Linked DNA regions of Homo sapiens: region 2 is linked to region 1. Evidence: read pairs that join two places in POLR2A ChIA-PET (ENCODE). Cell type or tissue: Panc1. All regions are shown on one strand. Each heading gives the region's core, and the rest is flanking DNA. Links, peaks and the distances in the headings are about the cores only.

Region 1 (5,388 bases), core at 175-5,174:
TATATGGGGAAAAAGTTCATCTTCATCTCCCCCGTACCTTATACCATACACAAAAATAAATTCCAGTTGGATTGTAGATCTAAATGTGAAATACAAAAGTAATAGATACTCTGGAAGGTAACTATGAGAATATCTTCATAACCTTCGGGTAGGGAAAAGATTTTTAAACAGGACACAAAAAGATTATTACCCATAAAGGAAAAGATTGTGTGTGCATATGCGTGTGCACATGTGTGTTTTAAACAACAAAATACACAGATGCATCACAAAAGAAAATATTCTATTGGTAATAAACATACAAAAAGTTATTCAATCTCATTCACCAGAGAAATGCAAATTAAGAGCACAATAGATATCAGCACATACCACTGGAATGGCTAAAATTACAAAAGACTGATGATATCAAATGCTGAGAAGGGATGTGGAGAAACGAGAATTCTCATACACTGCTAGTGTAAGAAGTATGTGAGATTTCTAATGTATTCAAATATATTTAAAATTTGTTTATCTCTTGCTTGGTTGTACTTATGCAGTAGCAATGGAAACGTACTCTATGGATTAACATACATTTTAAAGCTAAAATTCCACAGGAGATTGTTGAAGGTTTTTGTTAAAGTGATTGGTTATAAAAATGTTTATAGTTGATAGGGATTCTCTTATTATGATTAGGTGATAATTATATTATCAGAGATTCATTAATTTTATTTCTTCTTTTTTTTTTTTTTTTAAATCAGGCTTTCCTCTGTCACCCAGGCTAGAGTGCAATGGCACAATCACGGCTCACTGCAGCCTTGACCTCCTGAGCTCAAGCAATCCTCCCACCTCAGCCACCTGAGTAGTTGGGACTGCAGGTGCATGCTATCATGCCCAGCTAACTGTTTTTTATTTTTTTGTAGTTGGGGGTCTCGCTATGTTGCCCAGGCTGTTCTTGAACTCCTGGGCTCAAGCGATCCTCCCGCCTTGGCCTTCCAAAGTGTGGGGATTACCAGTGTGAGTCACCATGCCTGGCAGTGTTTCATTAATTTAAAAAATGTTTGCCTGCCTTGTGTGTGCCGGTCATAATACTGGGAGCTAAGGAATACAGAGATTAGCAAAACAAGACCCTCTTCTCATTAAATGTATCAATGCAAGTTGTATTAAGTATTTTGAAGGAAAAATATAAAGTGTTATACAAGAACAGAAGGTTTTGAGAGTTTGGATGGAGTCTGTGAAAGTCATGATTGAAGTGAGAACTGAAAGACCAGTAGTTGTAACTTGGTAAAGAGTTGATGGTCGAGGGTGGAGAGATAGATTCTTGGTGAAAGGTGGAGAAATAGGTTCTGGTCAGAGCAAAGCCCTTTGGAGAAAGCATGCTCAGCAGAGGAACTAGAAGGCCAGTGTGACTGGAGCACAGGGGGTGAGAAGAATGGTATAGCAAACAGTATAGAGATAGGTTGAGGTCAGATCTAGGAGGATCCAGGAGACCTTGATAAGCTCATTTTCACACTAGAACCCTAGAAATGCATTAAAGTGTTTTAATTGCTTTAGTGCTAATCAGATTTGCATTTTTAAGAGACGGCTGCTGGCTGTAGAACAGATTGGGTGGGGGGAATCGGAGGTGGAGAGGAGAGTTGTGCCTGGAGGCCAGTTCCAGAGGCTGATACGGGAGTAGAGGCAAGAGCTCTTTCTCAGATGGCTTTTCAGTCGAAAGCTGGTGCTTTACAAGATGTTAAAAGGCATGCTAAGTAAAAAAAAAAAATTATGATATGTTTGGGAGATGCTCCATTAAACAAGGTAAAACAGATATTTTGCTAGAATTTTTAAGTCTTAAAAAAAAACCTTTTATTTCAGGTTTCAGGGTACATGAGCAGGTTTGTTATATAGTTAAACTGCGTGTCATGGGGGTTTGGTGTACAGATTATTTTGTCACCCAGGTAATAAGCTAGTACTCAATGGTATTTTTTCTGATCTTCTCCCTTCTCCCACCCTCCACCCTCAGGTAGGCCCCAGTGTCTGTTGTTGCCCTATTTGTATCCATGTGTTTTTGTTGTTTAGCTTCCACTTATGAGAACATGCAGTATTTGGTTTGCTGTTCCTGTGTTAGTTCGCTTAGGATAAAATGCACTGAAGAGGAGAGAGGCTGAGGAAGGAGCTGAAGCCGAGTGATAGAAATGGAATCTCAGGGTGTTGCGCCTGGAGGGTTGTTGGTTTTAGGAAATGGAGAAAAGGTGTCTGAAAAAAGAGTGGGAGGATGGATTGTAGCAAGCCTGAAAGTGTAAACTTAATTCATAAATTGTGAATTTCTAACAGTAGATTAAATGAACTAAGGGCTACTGCAGAAAGATTAATTTGGTAGTAGGGGTAAATAGGTTAGGACATGGCTGCTAGCAACCTATTTCAGTAGTTCACCGTAGAGATAAAAATATCCCTTCCATTCTCTCTGATTTTGTTTGATGCTGTAAGTGTTCTATTTACTGAAGAAGTTATGGGGGTTTTTTGGTCAGTGATTTATATTGATCTTCAGAATTCTGTGCTTAAGTTTCAAGTGATTTGTGTTAGAAATTAAGAAGTTAGGGCTTTTTACTTTCCACTTTCCCTTTTCAAATCAGTAATACTAACTTTTTTAGCCACTAGCTATATTCTGTATTTTAATAGCTACATATACTTAACACTAAACTAGTAAATTACTAAATGATTTGAACTGTTAGTATTCATCTTTGTGTTATGACTAGCCTTTGAAATTAGATGTGTTTATGTGTGTTTGTTTACATATATACATGCATGTTCGAATAATGCATTAACTTTAAGGAGTGAAATCATAGTAGAATAAACTAGATTTAAAACATTTTAATTTTACATAGCTCTTATAAGATTGGAAAAGTTTTTTTTTTTAAGAATAAAGTCATGGGGATTATACTTTGAAGTATACTTTTTAAGGTTCTATTTATTTATTTATTTATTTATTTATTTGACGGAGTCGTGCTCTGTTGCCCAGGCAGTGGCGCCGTCTCGGCTCACTGCAACCTCCCACCTCCCAGGTTCAAGCAATTCTTGTGCCTCAGCCTCCCGAGTAGCTGGGATTACAAGCGCCTAGCACCAAGCCCCGCTAATTTTTGTATTTTTAGTGGAGACAAGGTTTCTCCATGTTGGCCAGGCTGGTTTCGAAGTCCTGACCTCAGGTGATCCTCCCACCTCATCCTCCTAAAGTGCTGGGATTACAGGCATGAGCCACTGTGCCTGGTTTTAAGGTTCATTTTAATTAGATATTGTAGTTATCCCATCCCATTATGTTTGAATTAGGTCTTTTAGACTAATTCAGATTGGCTCTTTTCTCATCCAGTAAACTGCTTTCTTCTTTATCCGCATCCAAATGATAAATGTTATTTGTTGTCAGTTTACAAAATGATTCCTCCCCTTTTTTATTATAAAAATAATATGACAGGCTGGGCGGGGTGGCTCAGGCCTGTAATCCCAGCACTTTGGGAGGCTAAGGCGGGCGGATCACCGGAGGTCAGGAGTTAAAACAGCCTGGCCAAGATGGTGAAACTCTCTCTCTACAAAAATACAAAAATTAGCCGGATATGATGCCTGGGCGACAGAGTGAGACTGTGTCTCAAAACATCGTCAACAACAACAACAACAACAACAACAAAGCAATATGACATTAAGCAGAGGCTGTAGTTGGGATGCATAATTTTTTTTTTTTTTTTTTTAAGACGGAGTTCTGTCACCAGGCTGGAGTACAGTAGCGTGATCTCGGCTCAGTGCAGCCTCCACCTCCCGGGTTCAACGATTCTCCTGCCTCAGCCTCCTGAGTAGCTGGGACTACAGGCACCCACCACCACACCCAGCTAATTTTTGTATTTTTAGTAGAGACGGGGTTTCACTGTGTTGGTGAGGATGGTCTCCATCTCTTGACCTCGAGATCTGCTCACCTTGGCCTCCCAAAGTGCTGGGATTACAGACGTGAGCCACCATGCCCAGCCGGGGTGCAGAACTTTTAAGTTCATACTGTAACAGATTCTAGTAACAGTTGTGGGAATTAATATCTGAGTCTTCAGAAGGATCTATTTGGGAATTAACATCTTTGAGACTTCAGAGGGAACTATTTGGTTGGAATAGTAAATAGTAAACACTTATATAATAGTATTTAAGGATATAACAGACATGCCTTAGGCGGTTACATTATCACATTAATCATATGAGGTATTATTCATTTTATTATTCCATTAGACCTGTGAAGAAAATGAGGTACAGATGTGACTGTAGGGTCACAACAAAGCTTATAAATTACAGGGCTGGGAGTTGAACCTGAGAAGTTTGACTGAACAGTGTTCTCACAAACGCTATGCCATAGTGCCTCTGGACTACTTGAATCACCAGGTTCCATCCTCATGGTATCCTTAAGAATACCTGGGTCTTAATTATAGGACAATTGATAGGCCACAACAAATCTGGTAGGTCAGTTATCTCCTAAAGCTACCCCAATGGGGTGTTCCAGAAACTTCCTGGATGCATCCAGGGTACACCAAGGTCTTACTCTTGCCAGCTAATGTGTTCTGTTGCTCCAGGGCTCACTGTTGATAATCATGGGTGGTATATAACAAGAAATTGAGAATCCTGTAGGCATATGGTTATTTAATCAGCCTTTGATTTTAAATAACTTTATCTGAACACTGTTAACATATAATGACTAAAATCTAACACCAAACTAGCTGGTCACAGGTCTTCTGTTAGTATTTTATATTTCCATTAACTTCTTTAAAATGTTCCTATATCAGAAGACATTGTGTAAAAGCCTTATTAAATGCTTCTGTTTCATTTTCAATTTAACTATATTAGATTATATACCTGCTTTTCTCCTAGCTTCTGCTTTCATATTAAGTCATTTCTTCCATTACTGAAATCTTGTTTGTTTTTATTGGATAATCTGATTCCAAGTTTAGAACTTCTATGTTTTAAAGGACTGTGGATGACAGGGAGATAAAAAATGAAAAGACTACAAGAAAAGCAGTTCCTAGTTTCAGCAAAAAATTCAAAGGCATTTGGGTCTTCTATTATTAACTGCTCTTTTCCTATTTTGGAATAAAATTAAAGCTAGAGTCTAGTTTAGGTATGGTAGTTATCATAGATGCTTCCACTACTACAAACAGTGTGTTCTTTGAAGATCTGAAATAATTAAATACAGTGCTTTGGATCCTCGCCCTGTTTTAAATAGAAATGAATTTTCAGAAAGGATTCTACTCTTTAATTACTGTGGAAGACACTGTAAGAGTTAACATTGTTTAAAGAAAGCCTTATATGGGAAAGATCAATTGTTAGTTAGTATCCTAACTAAACGTTTTCAACCCCAGATACCCATTCTTATGAAGAAATCTGTTCTTCAGAAATTTAGTGTATGTAGCAAGC
Region 2 (5,388 bases), core at 297-5,296, 130 kb after region 1:
CTCTTTGAAACAAGTTTAAAATAAACGCTGCAGTTGCTTTTCTATTACATTCACTGCATTAATGCTACACATAATGTCAACCTAAATACAAAGCTATAAAGTCAGTTGGATAAATAATGGCTAGTACACATTGTGAGTGGAGGAAATGAGCTTCTCTTACATTCCTCTGAAATTGCAAAGTACACATATTTTAGGCATGTTTGCTTCTTGCTTTTCTGCTTCTGTCACTGTAATATGATTGCATCTTTGTGTGAGTTTTGTTTTTCTTCTCTGTACAGTCTTCAGTCTTGAGTATTGATTCACTCTAAGTTTTACATGAACTCAAAAAGTAGTTTGAATATGTTATGTAGCATCTTCCCAGAAAGTCAAAGCTTTAAATTAAGAGCTTGTACTCTAAGGATAAAGATCTTCATATTTATTTTTGTCAAATTTTGGAAAGCTCTTTACATATCACTGGCATCACATCTTTTCTACACTGCTCCTGATTGGACCTTTAATTCTGAAGTATCACTATTTCACAGTATAGAAGAAGACTTAAGAATATAATAATTATATAACTAACATTGGTACCTTAAATCGATCTAGGAACGAAGAGCTCTAGAAAGAAGAATATCTGAAATGGAAGAAGAGCTCAAAGTAAGTAAACTATGTTACTTATGAGAGAGAGTGCTGTTTATGTATTAATGTTTAAAATACTATTATAGATATGGTTTACATTAATTGTTCTCAAAGCTGATTACCCAATTTGTGAACTGTCTATATCTGGTGCTTCTCTTTCTTCCTGAATCCAGGTTTTAGTGAGCCAGAAGAGGGTCTAAAACCCAAATCTTAACACCTATGAAAAGAAGGAGCAAAAATAAAATAAAAAATAAAACCCGAATTATTTTGATAATTAATTTGTGTAGCACTTTTGCTGTTCAGGTATAGAAAAAGTTAGACAATAATAATAAGATGTAGGATTTATTATTTATTCTTTATGTTTCTATATACTTTCATGTTTTTTGGCGAGTAAGTAGTGGAGGGGGTTACTATAAAATGTTCTCCTTTGAAAGTAAAGGACATTAGGGGAGTGAACAGGCAGAGCTGTATTTTATCAAACTCCATATTACCTATAGAAATAATTATGTTTTGAATGTCTTCACAAGTAGCATAGTTAATTGATTACCTCTTACCACACTGTCCTTCATAAAATCTTTATCACATTGTGAATTAATGAACCAGTGCATAGTAAGTATATTGTACCCACAGAATTAGAAGTTCAAGATTTAGATATTTCATTATTAAATTGTTTGGTTTGTTATTAGACCATTATTGAATGGCTTTGAAGATTGGAGACAAATCTTTTGTATTTTGTTTGCTTATGTATTACTTAGTTTGAAATAGAATTTTAGGAATACAGTGTTTACCTTTCTGAATCTCTTGTTCCTTTAAGACGTAATATTTTTAAAAAATTACCTGTGATTACATTCTTATTATACTCTTTTCCATTTTCTTATTTTTTATTCCTATTTCTTTATGTTCTGATTCCTGCAGAACCTGCACCAAATAAAGCAAATTCAATCTCTGAGGGAGTTAAATGAGCGACTGCTGACTGAGAATAGGGCCTTGACAAGAGTGGTAGCCAAGCGCTCAGGGTTCTATAGGCAACTGCAGTCTGTGAACCTATAATTTTTAGTTTCATCATTTCTTCTTGGTAGAGCCAGGCAGGTGTTTTTATATTAGTAGGCGTGTTTTGTAAGAGCTCACTTTTACAAATTAATGCCATTGTGTCTGGAGCATATCATATAACTAATTATGCATGGCTTCTTAGAATGTTAGAAATTGTCACTAATTGTATATTGCAATTGATGAGCTACATTAAAATTAGGGATGATTTTGGAATTTAAGTTAAAGACTTATCTGTACTTTTGTAAAGCTTTTGCACATTTTTTAGCTATACAGATATTTTAGGACTTAAAATATGACTATTATTTACAGTTCTTTACTAGAGAGAAAACCAACAGTATATAACATTTTACATATAATTAATATATTTTGAAGCTGAAGATTAAGCATGCATTATGTTTTTCAAAATAATGTCATTTGAAGTCAGAACCACATTAGTTTATATTTAAGTTTATATTACAAATATTCAAATGAATAAACTTAATATTACTATATTTTATATCTTAAAGATTCTGAACACAGATAAGAACATATTGGTTCCACGTAAAATTAAATCTTCTTAAAGATTTTGCTTTACCTAGTTTTGCAAATAGAAGTTTTACTTTTATCAAGTTAGATAAACTAATACATTTTGAAAACTGAGGAAAGAGGACTATTTTGGAAAGTATGGTTTAGGGACCAAAAATATGAGCTATTTCATTTCCTAGTGAAACTGGCAAAGAACATACAGTTTTAATCATCCTTAGTAGAGTATTCAGTTAACTTGTAATATTTTCACCCCTTCATCAATTTGTCTGTAAAACAACAGAAAATTGAGATGTGTTGTTTGAAGATATGAGGCTATTTGCTTCAAAATTGGTTATTTTTGTAATAGTTGGATCATAGATACAGACTTTCTACTTTAGCTTAAACATGATGCACTATTCTAATAATAGTAATTGCTTGTTACCATTTAATAAGCATCTATCTGGGATCGGACATTGTTTAGGCATTTTAAACTGAGCTACTGTAGGTGAATCGTTTAAGGAATTTTAATAATTTAGAACAAGTCTAATTTCCTCAATGTTTTCCTAGGTAGTTTGACTTTCTTGTGGAACAATATTAAGTATTATGATTTTAGGTCTGACATACATAAAAGCAAAAGTCTTTGGTTTAGGTGCTGACAGGAACCTCTTTTAAGAGCCTATCCTAACAAAAACAGGCTTGTCTTGGCTGCTGGAATGTGGTGTGCTTGTGAGTCATAAAATCAAGTGATTTAGTAAATTTCAATGGAAAATTTGGAGAGAATAAACCTTTCATTCCAGCATTTATGAAACTAATTAGCTTTACAAATCCAGGTGTGGTTTTTTTCCTTCTTCCTGATACATGTTTTAGATACTAGAAATATATATAACTGACAAAGCTTGATCATGTGTTTTGTGGTGAAAATATAACATTTATTAAGAATAATGTTTTATCTTTTAATATTGAAGGTAAAACTTGATCTTCAATTTTTCTCTTTATAGATGTTACCAGACCTAAAAGCAGACAACCAGAGGCTAAAGGATGAAAATGGGGCCTTGATCAGAGTTATAAGCAAACTTTCCAAATAAAAAAAAAAAAAGCAGCAAGTAATGGAATTGCACATATTAGTAACCCAGTGGACCATAATTGGCAGTCACTGGAAGTCTGGGAAGAATCCTTGGAGACTGTCATTTTCGGATATCCTGCCAAATGCCCTCTTATCTAGAATTTTTGTTTCATTTTGTTTAATTTTCTGGGGTGTTTTTGTTGTTGTTGGTTTGTTTTTTGTTTTTTTTTTTTAATCAAGACCATTGTTTCATGTTAATGCAGCTGCTGAGAAGATTTTTTTTTAATGACTGAGAAAACTTGTTTACAGCTCCAGCATATAAGGAAAGTGTTCAAGGCCAGATATGCCTCAGATATTTAACCAGTAAGCCTTAGTTGTACATAAATACTTTTGTGTCAACAAAAACTTTCAGCTCTCACAGAAGACAGTTACTCAACATTTTTTGATGTGCCACAGTTTCGAGTTTTTCGATATTTAAATTTTTTGGCTTTTCATCTAAGTTTGGGTTTGTATTTTTTCCTTCTAAACTCTTCATGTGGCAGAGTCTTCTATGTTTTCACAGCTTTTTCATTACAGAAAAGAACACTTGCTCTTCTGTGATTATTGTCATGTATTAGGCTAATGCTGTGTTGTCTCCCACCTGGAACTGAATTGCTTGGTGGAACATATGCTTTCACTGTTTGTGCAATATGCATTTATTTCTTATATGAATGCTTTAAAGTCATTTGAGGTTAGATCTTTTAATTCCTATTTTCTGCTTCATTGGTCACTTTTTTTTTATTGTAGTATAAGATGTTAGATTCTGTAATCTTCACATTCATTTTAGCAGGTACTGAGTGATGCTGTATATACAAATAAGTGTATTGTTTTGATTTTTAGACCACCACATGGCATGCTTGACTATTTCTTATTTCAAATGTCTGCTAATGCAGAGTAGGCTACTCCATGATAGTGTTAAAAAACAAAATTTGCTAACAATGTGATATAAAGACTTTAAAAGTTACACATTATGTGGAGCCCTATCTTTACAAAAGTTTCCTACTGTAAAGTGCTTTTATTTTCAGTTTTCACTTGATAGTACTCAACCATAATTAAAGTTGCATAAGATAATTGCTTTACATTTCACATACCTATATTTATCTGAGTGCTGTCTAAAACTGTTGTGCTAGCCAAAGTAATGCTATGAAATCATTTGCAGAATTAACCCGTGAGTTAATGTTAAATGCACTGTTATTGCCATGTGAAGAGGCATCGACTTTGATACCACCATCATGTTCAGACCATTTTATACATTTCAGTGGCCTTTTTTTTTTTTTAAGGAAAAAAAAGCGCAAAACCAAGTACATAGTGACGATGGCTTTTATTTGGACAAATAGCTTTTATATTTTCATTAAACCATGCAAAAAATACTACATCTTTCTGGCACATAACTGTCTCCTTAACCACTGAACAGTTCAGCCATTTGAATAAATTGTACATTGTAAAGCTTATAGTAGCTGATTGTATTATTGATTGTATTGTATACTATATTAAATGTGAATTTGTACCCCTTCATTTTAAAAGGTCATTGTGTTCTACTGCCTATTTTAGATTACTTTGGGGTTGGGGAAGGGTGTTTTGGTAAGCAGGATTTTAAGTCCTCTCTCTCTCGATTGGTTTTATGAAGATATAAGGTTATGCTCTTACTACCAAGCTCAGGATTCTTGATTTTAAAGGTACAAGGATAGTTGTGGGAGTTTTATTTTTGGTTATATTTGAACTGTATGAATGGTAGGTCTGAATATTGAGAATTTCCATGGTCTTATGTGGAGGTAAAATATACAGATAACTGATCAGTTTGAGTGACTGCAACATGTTCTGGTTGCACAACAGTTAGGCATGCTATGGTTTATATTTGTGAAGTTTGGATGCCTGTGAAGAATGATTAAATACATGTTTCTAATATTTTAGTGTTTTGTATTTAGGTTATTTATTCTTTGTATCTAAAACTGAACAGCTACTGTGCTATATTGATTTTATTGGTAGTATTGAGCAGACCTTGTTTCTGCATGAAACTAGTTGCAAAACCCACTATTTTGGAAATAAAAATGTATTTTGACATATACAAATAAAATGAATAAAACTATTTTAAATGTGTGAACTTTTAATGAAGA

What was found. Peaks named below come from ENCODE experiments on the same cell type or tissue, not always from the same donor. Only the 100,000 strongest peaks of a DNase experiment are listed, where the experiment ranks them.
Region 2: POLR2A ChIA-PET joins it to region 1 with 7 read pairs; 5 of 35 experiments call an interaction of 5 or more read pairs at or near these places.

The regions. Positions count from the first base shown.
Region 1 is chr12:79,908,032-79,913,419 of GRCh38, reverse strand. The region is part of intron 1 of PPP1R12A (protein phosphatase 1 regulatory subunit 12A); the gene reads left to right. Among named protein-coding and RNA genes, the nearest start is that of PPP1R12A, 24 kb to the left of the region's middle. In Panc1, for the core only: no CTCF peak of the experiment used is centred there; no DNase peak of the experiment used is centred there; H3K27ac peaks cover 673 bases.
Region 2 is chr12:79,773,798-79,779,185 of GRCh38, reverse strand. It overlaps PPP1R12A (protein phosphatase 1 regulatory subunit 12A), which reads left to right. Exons shown (of 25, transcript NM_002480.3): 24 at 586-636; 25 at 3,171-5,388. The coding sequence ends at 3,257. PPP1R12A-AS2 (PPP1R12A antisense RNA 2) reads right to left here. Exons shown (of 7, transcript NR_187531.1): 6 at 741-835; 7 at 1-613. Among named protein-coding and RNA genes, the nearest start is that of PAWR, 86 kb to the right of the region's middle. In Panc1, for the core only: no CTCF peak of the experiment used is centred there; no DNase peak of the experiment used is centred there.